Regions from separate parts of the Homo sapiens genome. Here all the other regions are linked to region 3. Evidence: chromatin loops called from intact Hi-C (ENCODE). Cell type or tissue: PC-3. All regions are shown on one strand.

Region 1 (4,000 bases), 72 kb before region 3:
TCCATCTCTGGGGAATGAGGATGTGATACAGACTACACAACCCTTGGTGCCACTCTCATTACATAGTCTAACCAAGTGGGAATTCAAAAGTAACTTTCCAAAGTATCATTATAAGGACATTTATGTCTGACCAGATGCATCAAGATGTCACATTCTCATGGCCTTTGCATTGATTCAAACAAAAGTAGACCCTTCTGAGATTTTGAAACTTTCAGCTTCTTTTCTACTAAAATATAGAATTGTGGGTTGTATTGTGATTCAAATAAAGTTATGCCTTACTTACATTACTGCGTAAAATGTATACAAAAAATGCAGTCTCATTTTGAAGTATTTTGTGGCTTATTAAATAAAAGCAATATATTACAATAAGAGCAAACAAAAGAATATTGTTCTATAGAAATTAAGTTATTGATCTACCCACATATAAATGCAACAAATAACTTTTGATTGCCTATTCTGTGCTCAGCTCTGTGCCTGGTTCTGGGCATATACAAGAGGTAAATGACCTTCTGCAAATTGAGATGGCTTTTTGGTGACCTCATAATATCATGGCCTAATCAAGGCTATGATTAAACAAAAATAGTCAAATGCATAGTCATGTAATAGATTTGTAGAAGCAACATACAATGCAAGTCAAGGAATATGACAAATTAAGTTGGGAATTTCAACTGGAGAAGAAAGCAGAGAAAAGGTCATTGAAAACATAGCTAAGTGGCCAGGCTAGATAGTGTTCACTTCTGCTGATCTGATTAAATTGGGATGATATACTGAACTCTCTGACACAGACAGAATATTTTAGTTTTCTGAGCAGATAATTTGATGAATAAGGAATAAAAAGTCTGTGTTTACAGCCTACATATATGAAAAAGTTATGATCTGGGCAAAAACTTACAAGTAAATCCTGGCCTTGACTGAAGGATACTGTATTATAGAGGTATAGGTGCTATTATAGGAGTGTTTGCCTATATCCCTCTAACAATCTTTGTGAATTATGGCACATAAAAGGCACTGATGCACCTGGTTCTTATCACTGATTTCATGGAAGATGCTGATAATCAGTCGTTATATGCTTTCCTCAGAATCTTTCTCAGCACTGTGTTCTAAGCAGCCAATGGCTAACTACCAGAATTGGTAATTAATATAAAAGATTTTTGTTACTCTGCTTCTGTATGCCTAATTAGTGGTGACAAATTATGTTGTGAGATGGTAATTATTTCTCAGGACAGAAAAATGAAATGATAGTCTCAATATTTATTGATCACCTTCTATGAGTCAGTCATTGTGCATTTAAAATTACCTTTATTACCCCATTTGACTTTGAGTCCCACCTAGTGAAAAATATATTACTATCGTTCCCTTATAAGAGATTAAATAACTTGCCTAAGGTCAGGTAGCTGGAAAGTGGCAGAGCTGAGATTCAAATCCAGATCTGTCCAATTTGAGAGTTCAGGTTCTCACTGTCTCACCAAACCTAAAAATGCAATTTCCCCTCCCCTTTGTCAGAATTGAAGTTCAGTTTTGTGGCTCTGAGTTGACTTCTCTTTTCTAGTCATATGTCTAAATTAAGCTCCCAGGGATTCCCCCTCCTACCATTGCTATTCCAGGGAAATTAGTATCTAATGTTAAGCTCAAATTACATAGTTGTAGGTATTTATAAAAATTCCTGTGGGTAAATGTAGCCACATGAATATGGTAAATTGTATTTACTCATATTGTAAACATGAGCATCTACTGTGTGAGACACTTTGATAGTCCTTGTGAAAGATAAAAAGACAAGGCATGTGAAATTCAGCTGTACAAGACACTCAGGAGATCACATATTTCATTTTCTTTTGTTCTGCTTTCAGAAGGAAAAATGATCTGTTTCTAGCTGTGGGCTCATTGTGGACTGTAGGGAATGACTTTAGAAGACGATTTTGTTTTTAGTAAAGGCAAACTAAGTTATTCACACTCACAATCTATGACTAAACTTGCAGGATACAATCTTTCTCAAAAGCTGTGGATTACTGACAAAATAGTATGAAGTTATTAGGCCAAATAAAGGCAAAACAAGAACCTAGAAAGGTAAGCAGAGCATGAATTTTCTGTTGCATTACAGATGCTTCCCTATTTTAGCAAATTTGTACTTTTACTTTGATGCCTTATGAGTCAAAAGGGAATAAATTAAAGCTCAGAGGACATACAAGTAAAAAGGCTTAGAGGAGAACTACTTCCAATAACATCCAGGACAGCAAAGGGCTGCACCCTCAGGATAAGAGTGAACCAAAAGCTTACCAGCCCTGCGTGGGCTTGCCGCATGGTTTCACATTGTCTGGGCAGTCTGAGAATCTCAGCTCCACATTTGCTTTAAGGTGAATCTAGACTAGAGGTGCACCAAGGCACCTAGCAGAAGCAATTGTGCTTTCTTTTTGAAAATATTATAGTACATTTATCTGTACTTTAAATTATCAAAATGATTTTATTTCTTAAAGAATAAACATCAAATAGTCAAAATTAACAAAGCACATAAAGATATACTGCACCATCAGTGAAAAGAGACCCACAAAGATTCCTGTAAATTAGAATTTTCAGATTCAGATACAGGCTATTATATTGGAGGAAAAAAACAACTATGCTTATATGTTTAAATAAGTGAAAGATAATTTTGAAAATACATGCAAGTAATATATGCAACTTAAAATATTAACATAGCAGATATGTAAGTTTACAGATTTTTACCAGATGAAACTTTCAGAAATTAAAAAAAAATTAAATAATTCAAGGAACATTTTAAATAGCAAATTAGGCACAGCTGAAGAGATAATTAGAAACTTATAGATGCATCAAAAACAAAAATAAACTAATATACGGCACTGATGAAAAAATGTTAGAAATTATAGAGAAGAGGGTAAAAGATAGAATATCAAGTGAGAAGGTATACAGTATAATTAATCAGTCTCAGAAAATAATCCCATTTTCGCTGGGGCTTTGAAAAGACAATGGTTGAAAATCTTCCAGAAGTGATGACACCAATTTGCAGACTCCATATCACAACAAACAACAAGCATAAAAATAAAATAAAATCTACATCTAGAGGCTGAAATTTCACAGAACAAAGAAGATAGAAACAAATTCAAAGCAGAGTAAAAAGAGGGCAGCTATTAAATTTGCTCAGCAGCAAAAATGGAAGTCAAAATTCAAAGGAATATTTGAAATGTTTTGAAAGATTATAACTTAGAATTCTACACCAAGTCAAAATAGATTTCCAGAATGAGCTAAGAAATATTTTTATGTAAAAATAACAAATACAAAAATTTAAAAAATTGAGAGAGTTAATTATCAGCAGAGCCTCATTAAAGGAACTTGAAAAGGGTTGGGCATAGTGGCTCAAGCCTCTAATTCGAGTACTTTGAGATGCTGAGTGAGGCAGATCACTTGAACTCAGGAATTTGAGATCAGCCTGGGCAACATGGTAAGACCATGTCTCTACAAAAATTAGCCAGGCATGGTGGCACGCACCTGTAGTGTCAGGAGGCTGAGGTGGGAGGATCTCTTGATCCTAGTAGGTTGAGGCTGCAGTGAGCCATGATTGCATCTCTGTCCTCAAGCTTGGGTGACAGAGTGAGACCCTGTGTCAATAAATAAGCAAATAAAGAAATAAAATTGAAAAGGATATATTTCAAGCTGAAATAAAATGATTCCATTGGAAGATGTGAGAAAAAGAATGAATGGAGAACAAATAATGTGGTCAATAATAATCATATTAATTTTTTGTGGTTCTTAAACAATGTAATAAAAATAACAAAATGAATAATATAGAAGTTGTATTGAATTAAATGGAGGAAAATAATCTAAGGTCTCCATATTTGCAGGGAGAAGAATAAAGACATTGTTGAACTTAGACTTTGACAAGGTAAGTAAGTAAATTATATTATAATTTTTATGGTAACCATTAATTGGGCATATAAATAAAGATAATGCCTTTAAGTAAGTGGGGTGGAAAATACTGAAATATTTATAA
Region 2 (4,000 bases), 190 kb before region 3:
AACTCTGGCTTAGTTATGTCTACTGTAGTTTGCTTATAGAATTTGCTTAAATGTGAATCAACTCCTTGAGCTTTAGAAAACTCGATTATACGTGTAGTGAAAAAAAAGGACTCCCATTTGTAGAATATGTAATAAAAATTCCAATTTATAGAGAGAAAAGCCCAAGTTAGTTGCTTTTAATTGTGACATGTAATTGTTGCTGCAGGCTCTTCTGAAAATGGATTGCCAAGAGTTAGTCGCACGTCTCATCCAAGAAGCTGCTGTTCTGACTTCAGCTGTCAAGCTTGGAAAAGGCTGGAGGGAACTAGCTGAAAAGTTAGTACGACTCACAAAGCAACAAATGGAGGCATATGAAATTCCTCATCGAGGAAACACTGGAGATGTTGCTGTTGAGGTAAGACTTCTGTTTGTGTAATTCAATAGTGAAAAGTTGCAGACCAAGTAACACTAATGTAATCAAACCCATACCACATTCACGGATTCACTGGGGGAATGTCCAAGATGATCCACTAACTGAATCACTGCACTAGTAACTCATCAGTACTATCTGAAATAAACACACACACTCTTAAAAGGCATTGAGAGCCCTTAAAATATTGATGTTTCTTCTTTTGGATTTCATATTCTCATGGCCTTTGATCAATGAATTAATTGATCAAATTGGGCCAGTAAGTGGGGATGGCTATAAGAACTTGAGTCATAAAACAGGTAAATTTTGAAGGTGGGAGACAGGATCAAGTCAGGACAATAGAGGAAGACATAATGATATGTACTTATCGGCCTCAGGCATAAACTTAGTCACTTGCGATAACTAATGCTCAGGGACAAGAAGTAGTAAGAAAGTGGATGTAGAGCCACTGGTGATGAGAGATTGATAACTAAGAGCTTCATTATCTCCTTCACAATGTTGCCTACAGTAACTACAGGCATCAGTTGCAGAATGTTAGCACTTAGTACAAAGTAAATATTTACCATGAAAATATTGTTTTTATCAAAACAAATGTATGCTGTTAGGCACAAGTTAAACACATATTTTTCTCCAGATTACCATAAAGAACTGGGAGTCAATTTTTATTGAATTAAATAAATAAAAATATTCCAGTGAAGGGCACATGTAAAATATTCTGTATCTTTCTCTCAAATGAACAAGCATTTTGAAGATATTTATGTTTAAGGAAATCTTCTCTCTATTAGAGATGACTTGGTGAGAGCAGAAGCTGTATTCTTCACTTTGTTTTTGGCGTAGATCTGGGTATTAATTTTTGGAGAAAATTTTCTTGCTTCGATGCAACCATTCCAGTTGGGTGAACAGGACAAAACCACCTTTGCATGAAAAGTAGAGTCAAATCAAGTCAGCTGAATTCCAGCAGCTGCAGTGGAAGTGTCAGCAGGCTGGTTTCTGAGTTCCTGCAGCCTGGCTCTCCAGCCAGGACTTCTCCAAAATAAGACTCTTTAGCCAGGAGCAACCAGGGACTGAGGATGTCTTTCCCCTCAGAGACTACATTTATCTCCATAAACTTAGAAGGGCATTACAGCCTATAAATAAGCATAATATAGCATTTGGTGCAGTACACAAAATGGACTCAAGTGTTTACAGAATGAGATGAAAGATAGGAAGCCTTTAAGAAGGAAAAACAAATATTATGAGGGATACGCTCTTCTGATTCGGACATTTCAGTTAACTGATGAAAAAGTTGTCTAATTGAAAGCAGGACCTTTTTTTCTTAATAAGGTTCTGTTTTGAAAGAGTTTTGTTGAGAGTTATTTATCAGAGTTATTTATTCTGTCAGCCTCCTTAAGCATCTGGCTTCTCTCTAATTGTGGTTGTTTATAGTTTGTCTTCCCCTAAATCTTGATGGAGGCCAGCAAACCACCCACTTTTCCATTATTTACTTTTGCACAGCCCAAATCATAAATGACTAAGTCTTTGCCTGAGGCTGATAAACACTCAGAAGCAGAAAGGAAAGCCCCTAGGTGTCTTTCTATGATAGTTCAACTTATTGTGATTAATAGTAATAGTCATCACTCAGATTCATGTTATTAAATACTTAGAAAAATCCACAGTATATTGGCCTGAGGTCATTCCAAATAATATACAGAAATCTTACGTACGAGGTCACTTAACTAATGGGTAAATATATGCTAATTTCCAACCTCCTAAAAAATAGCTGTATAATTTTTCTCTTTGGGAGGAGATTCCTAAATATGATCAATTTACAATTCAAGTAGTTGATTTCAAAGCACACTGATATTAGTTCTGGGTAGGGGGTGCAGAGGGAGGGAAGTGCACTGGGGCAGGGAGATAATTAGGTCTAGCAGTTGCTGGGCCGCTTTTTTTCCTGTATGTCATTTCCTCAGAGGGCACACACTCCAAAAACTGCCTTCTATGTGTGCCAATGCCTGCAGTTGAGCTGTTTCGCTTACTTTCTCTCCTTTAACTTCTTTCTCTTCCCTTTGTTCTATTTTTATTGTATCTTAGGGAGAGTTATCTGGCACTGACTCCGTGACAGACACTGTTCTGGAAATATTACAAAAATTAATTAATGTAATCCTTTCAATAAAAACTCATGGGGCAGACACTAATATCTAAGATATGGAGAGGATAAGTAACTTGCTTAAACATACACAGCTGGAAAGTCCTGGAACCATGTTTAGAGCACAGACATTTGACTTCAGAGTCCATGACTTTAACCATTACACTCTGTCCATCACTGTTTAATATGGTGACTATGTTGCAGAGTCAGAAGGTGCGGCCAGGGTTAAGCAACTTGTTTCATTTTTTATTTGTCCTCTTTTCAGGCCATGTCAAGTAGCCATGATACTATCAAAAATTGCCTCAAAATTAAATCTTTACCAAGCCTCAAGCTGGTTAAAAAATGAAGTATATTAATAATAAATTTGTCAGATTTTCTGAACACCTTAACCATTTCTTAATTTTTTCTAAGGTGAAGAAAAAGCCTCTCTTTGGAAACTTTTGAGAATGTCACTTTTGAAATTAACCATCTCCTCAAGTTAAATTTTAAGAAATGTTACTCGACTTTTCTAATGACATGGTAATTACTACATAAAAGCAAAGCTGTAAAGCTTGGAATCTGATAATAAGCAAAGTATGTTTTTCAGAGTATTTCTTTCAGAAAAAATGCACTTACACTATACAAAGATGTCACTATTGCCAAGGTTCTTCCGTGAAAGTTAGTGAAAATTTATTGGCATTTTCTGAATATATTTAGAGTTTTAATTTTTTAAAAAAGGAATCAATAGCATATTAGAAAAATAGCTCACTTTTTAAATGTTGAATTTTACAAGGGGACATGCTGGGGATTCAGAGATAAGAAATTCACTGGCCTAAATTGGGTGCTCTTCACTTAGCCTTCTAGGGATGGTTACCACAAATGACAATACTTTTTCTATGGCTCCCTCATTGGCCCCCTTGCTTAACAATATAGATTATGCCATTTTTATCTTGTTTAATAAGGACACATATTCACCAAGGACACTAAAGTTTCACTTCCTTTCTTTTTTTTTTTTTTTTCTCCTTTGAGACAGTGTCTGGCTCTGTCACCCAGGCTGGAGTGCAATGGCACAATCTCAGCTCTCTGTAACCTCCACCTCCCAGGTTCAAGAGATTCTCCTGCCTCAGCCTCCCAAGTAGCTGGGATTACAGGCGCATGCCACCATACCTGCCTGATTTTTGTATTTTTAGTAGAGATGGGTGTTTCACCATGTTGGCCAGGCTGGTCTCGAACTCCTGACCTCAGGTGATCCACTCACCTCGGCCTCCCAAATTGCTGGCATTACAGGTGTGAGCCACCACTCTGGCCTCACTTCCTTTCTTCAATTACCTTTGCCCACTGGGCTCTACCTCAGCCACAGGCACCAATAGTCCTGTTGATAATAGTTTCTTATCTGACCTGCCAGAATGGGCCACTCTCCCAATGGAAGCCAGCGAAGTCAATGTTCCTAATGGTAATTTTTTTTCGTCTCGGAAATTACTCACCTG
Region 3 (4,000 bases):
AGGAGTTATTACATAAAAGTGGAAACTTGGGTTATGATATTTTCTTTACATTTACCTGATGGATCTATGATCTTTAGACAGGCATGAACAGATGGTATTTTATGATCCAGAAGGAAATGATATTTTGTTTTTCTAAAGTCAGTTATTCACAGAGATAAATACTGAGTATACCTCAAACTTATATGGTTTTAAGTATAAAATCACAGATGAGTTATATAATACCCAGTTTCCGTGCACATTTGCTGAAAACATCTATCTTTCTATGTATTTTCTGTTCACAATATTTGTCAGAACTTCAGTGTATTTAAGCTGGGTACTATGTTTTTTGCCAAAACAAACCATATGAAGACACACCCTTTGGTAGGAACCCCGATATTTGGTATGCATTAAGCATTATTGTTGTTATGTTTATAATTTACCATGTATTTTCTGGTAATTAAAGATGGCATTTTATTTAATATGGCTAAGGTTATAGTTGTAAGAACTAGCTAAAATATATTCAAATCCTTTTAAAGCTCTGTGTTAGTCTGTTCTTGCACTGCTATAAAGAAATACCTGAGACTAGTAATTTATAAGGAAAAGAGGTTTAATTGGCTTATGGTTCTTCGGGCTGTACAAGAATCATGGCTAGGGACACCTCAGAAAATTTTCAATCATGGCAAAAGGTGAAGGGGAAGCAGGCAGGTCTTACTTGACTGAGCAGGAAGAAGAGGCGAGGGGTGCTACACGCTTTTAAACAACTAGGCATTGTGACAACTCACTCTCACGAGAACAGAGCCAAAAGGGAAATCCACCCCCATGATCCAATTATTTCCCACCAGACCCCACCTCCAACACTGGGGACTTCAGCTGGACATGAGATTTGGGCAGGGACACAGACCCAAACCATGTCAAGCTTCCTTTGTTCAAGCAGAGAATACTTAGAGGTAAACAGATTCAGAGGACCTAAAATATATTAAGAAGGATAGAAATTATATACTATTTATTCTTTTTGTGAATTTCAAGGACCAGGTTTTTCTTAGAGAGGAACTCCTGTGATTTAGGTTCACTTTAAATTCTTTTCTTTTCTTTTTTTTTTTTTTTTTGAGACGGAGTCTCGCTCTGTCACCCAGGCTAGAGTGCAGTGGCACGATCTCGGCTCACTGCAACCTCCGCCTCCCAGGTTCAAGGAATTCTCCTGCCTCAGCCTCCCGAGTAGCTGGGACTACAGGCGCCTGCCACCATGCCCGGCTAATTTTTAGTAGAGACGGGGTTTCACCCTCTTGGACAGGCTGGTCTCGAACTCCTGACCTTGTGATCCACCCGCCTCAGCCTCCCAAAGTGCTGGGATTACAGGCGTGAGCCACCGTGCCCGGCCAGTTCACTTTAAATTCTGAGCAGTACAAATGGTGTTTTTTAATAATGATTATCAATCTGTAAGTTTTGTTTTCCAGTAAAAGGGAGGGCCTAAATAATCACAACTCAGTTAGTTAATTTATAATTAATACTTCACCTAAAAAGAAAATGGGCTTATTGTGTGAAAAATAATAACAGTGAAATGCTCATATGAAATTTTATTGTAAAACTGTTTCATAATTAGAGTTTTATCAGATGTTATATTGTAGCATTAGCAAACTGGAACATGCAGTACTAAATATCAGCTGTAAGGGTTTTGGTAACTTCCTAAACTCTTTATAATTAATGACTCTTAAAAATGTTTGTAGTGTTATTTTTATTATGTCACCAAGTCATTAATATTTCAACATGGTAATAATCCAACTAAATGTAATTTTCCAGTTAAAACCACAGTAACCAAGGTGCCTTTTCAGTTAATAACAACATTGCCCAATATAAAAAAAATACTTCCTGAGAATTCCTGTAAAGCAGGATTTCTCAACCATGACACTATTGACACTTTGGGGCAAATAATTCTTTGCTGTGTGAGCTGTCCTGTGATTGCAGGATGTTTAGTAACATCTTTGGCATCTACCCGCTAAATGCCAATAGCACCTCCTTTCAGTTGTGACAACCAGAAATGTGTCCAGATGTTGTTAAGTGACCCATGGCTTGGTTGAAAATCAATGCGGTAAGAGCATAAACGTACCCAATTCTTAGGTGGCAAATAGTATACCCTTTGGTGGTTGAGTTAGCCTAAGAGTAAACCTAACTTTGTGGTCCTGAGTCACTCTTCCTTTTAAGTCATATCATCTTATCTAACTCATTCTAAATCTAGCCTATTTCTTCAACGTGCCCCATTTCTCAGCATTACTAATTTTGATGATTGAGTGCTTAAATGGATTTATAATTCAGACTGGCTCTGTCATTTGCTATAGGTGCACTTTACAAAAATACCACAATTTAAATGACTTTTTTTGTAAGCATTACAAAGGGTAACAGAGACTGCATGTTTACAACAACCATACAAATATATTTTAAAATGGTGTTTCTATTCATATCTCTGGGGTCTGTATCAATAAATAGGTATATTATTAGAAGTCACAAGGAAAATTAAGAAACACCAGAGAATGAATTGGCTCAGCCATGCTTATATCTTCTTGGCATACTGGGCTATTATCTTTCTGAATCTCCTTCACTGCCCCACTTTTTATTTAGTCTGACTCATTTTCTCAGGGATGAATTTATTAAAACAAAAACACACAGGCCTTTCAAATTTTGCTGAAGCTTCATTACAGTGGAGATAGGATCTAGAGCATCTGATGACAGAATCTCTTGCTCTCTCTCTCTTTCCCTCTCTGACACACACACACACACACACACACACACGCACACAATTTCCTGTGATACTAGAAAGCAATGATATATAAAATTTAAAAGTTAGAAAAACTATTTAGGTATTTTTAATGACGAAGAAGAAATATGAAATTCATTTTTTATTAGCACCAACCAGATGTGAGTATACATAAAATAGACAAATTGAGGAATAAAGTACTCCCAAAGGTAAACTGTATTGAAACCCATTATTCTCTGCATTCTCATTTGTTTTAAAAAAATGTATATATATATTAAAAACTTTACACTGTGTGATTTTAAAATACTGGATTCTAAAGTTAGCATTTATGGGGTATATACGAGTTGTGAAAATTTTCTTGATGACAGTTATTACAGGCACCTGTAATCCCAGCTACTCGAGGGGCTGAGGCAGGAGAATTGCTTGAACATGGGTGGCAGAGGTTGCAGTAAGCCAAGGCTGTACCACTGCACTCCAGCCTGGGTGACAGAGTGAGACTCCATCTCAGTTAAAAAAAATAAAAGCAAGGCTTGGGAAAGATACAGAACACTTTTGAAAGCCCTCAATAACATTACTTATCTGAGAAGTGCTCTCATTGTGCACTATCTACTATATCTTTCTGATTAATTCCCTTTGGTCATCACACATAAATCTGACTAGTATGTGCAACTGGTTACAGGTTAAAATTATCTTTGCAGGCTTCCTACCATTTAATTCTCAAAACAACTATATTTTGTGTAAAAGCAAACTCCCTTAGAGAGGCTAAGTTACTTAGTTTGCTAGTAACTGGTAATGGCAGGATTTGAACACAAATGCTCTGAACACCAAATCTCCATCTCACTTGTGTTTTTCCCTAGTCATCAATCTTATAAGAACTGTGTATTAGGCCATTCTCACATTGCTATAAAGAAATATCCGAGACTGGGTAATTTATAAAGAAAAGAGATTTAACTGGCTCAGGATTCTGCAGGCTTTACAGGAAGCATGGTGCTGGCATCTGCTCACCGTCTAGAAAGGCCTCAGGAAGCTTACAGTCATGGCAAAAGGCAGAGGGGGAGCAGGCGTGTCACTTGGCAAAAGCAGGAGCAAGAAAGCGATTGGGGTGGGGAGGTGCCACATACTTCTAAAGGAACACATCTGATGAGAACTCACTATCACAAAGACAGCACCAAGCTACGAGGGATCCACCCCCATAATCTAAATACCTCCCTCCAGACCACACCTACAGCACTGGAGAATCTAATTTAACATGAGATTTGGATGGGGTCATGT

Evidence for each region. Hi-C counts contacts between places; a loop is a spot of excess contacts. Peaks named below come from ENCODE experiments on the same cell type or tissue, not always from the same donor. Only the 100,000 strongest peaks of a DNase experiment are listed, where the experiment ranks them.
Region 1: a loop joins it to region 3, with 7 times the contacts of the local background. A loop is called at or near these places in 1 of 110 quality-filtered maps.
Region 2: it touches region 3 in a loop (6-fold over the local background); 1 of 110 quality-filtered maps calls a loop at or near these places.

The regions. Positions count from the first base shown.
Region 1 is chr7:20,028,811-20,032,810 of GRCh38, reverse strand. MACC1-OT1 (MACC1 3' UTR overlapping transcript 1) reads left to right here. Exons shown (of 6, transcript NR_110114.1): 3 at 3,852-3,892. Among named protein-coding and RNA genes, the nearest start is that of MACC1-OT1, 110 kb to the left of the region's middle. In PC-3, no CTCF peak of the experiment used is centred here; a DNase peak (open chromatin) is centred at 1,630; H3K4me3 peaks cover 367 bases; H3K27ac peaks cover 1,222 bases.
Region 2 is chr7:20,150,587-20,154,586 of GRCh38, reverse strand. MACC1 (MET transcriptional regulator MACC1) reads left to right here. Exons shown (of 7, transcript NM_182762.4): 6 at 206-394. MACC1-AS1 (MACC1 antisense RNA 1) reads right to left here. Exons shown (of 4, transcript NR_046756.1): 3 at 3,998-4,000; 4 at 1,056-1,323. Among named protein-coding and RNA genes, the nearest start is that of MACC1-AS1, 11 kb to the right of the region's middle. In PC-3, no CTCF peak of the experiment used is centred here; a DNase peak (open chromatin) is centred at 1,946; H3K4me3 peaks cover 463 bases; H3K27ac peaks cover 2,282 bases.
Region 3 is chr7:19,956,482-19,960,481 of GRCh38, reverse strand. The region is part of intron 5 of MACC1-OT1 (MACC1 3' UTR overlapping transcript 1); the gene reads left to right. Among named protein-coding and RNA genes, the nearest start is that of MACC1-OT1, 180 kb to the left of the region's middle. In PC-3, no CTCF peak of the experiment used is centred here; DNase peaks (open chromatin) are centred at 1,991 and 2,631; H3K27ac peaks cover 3,177 bases.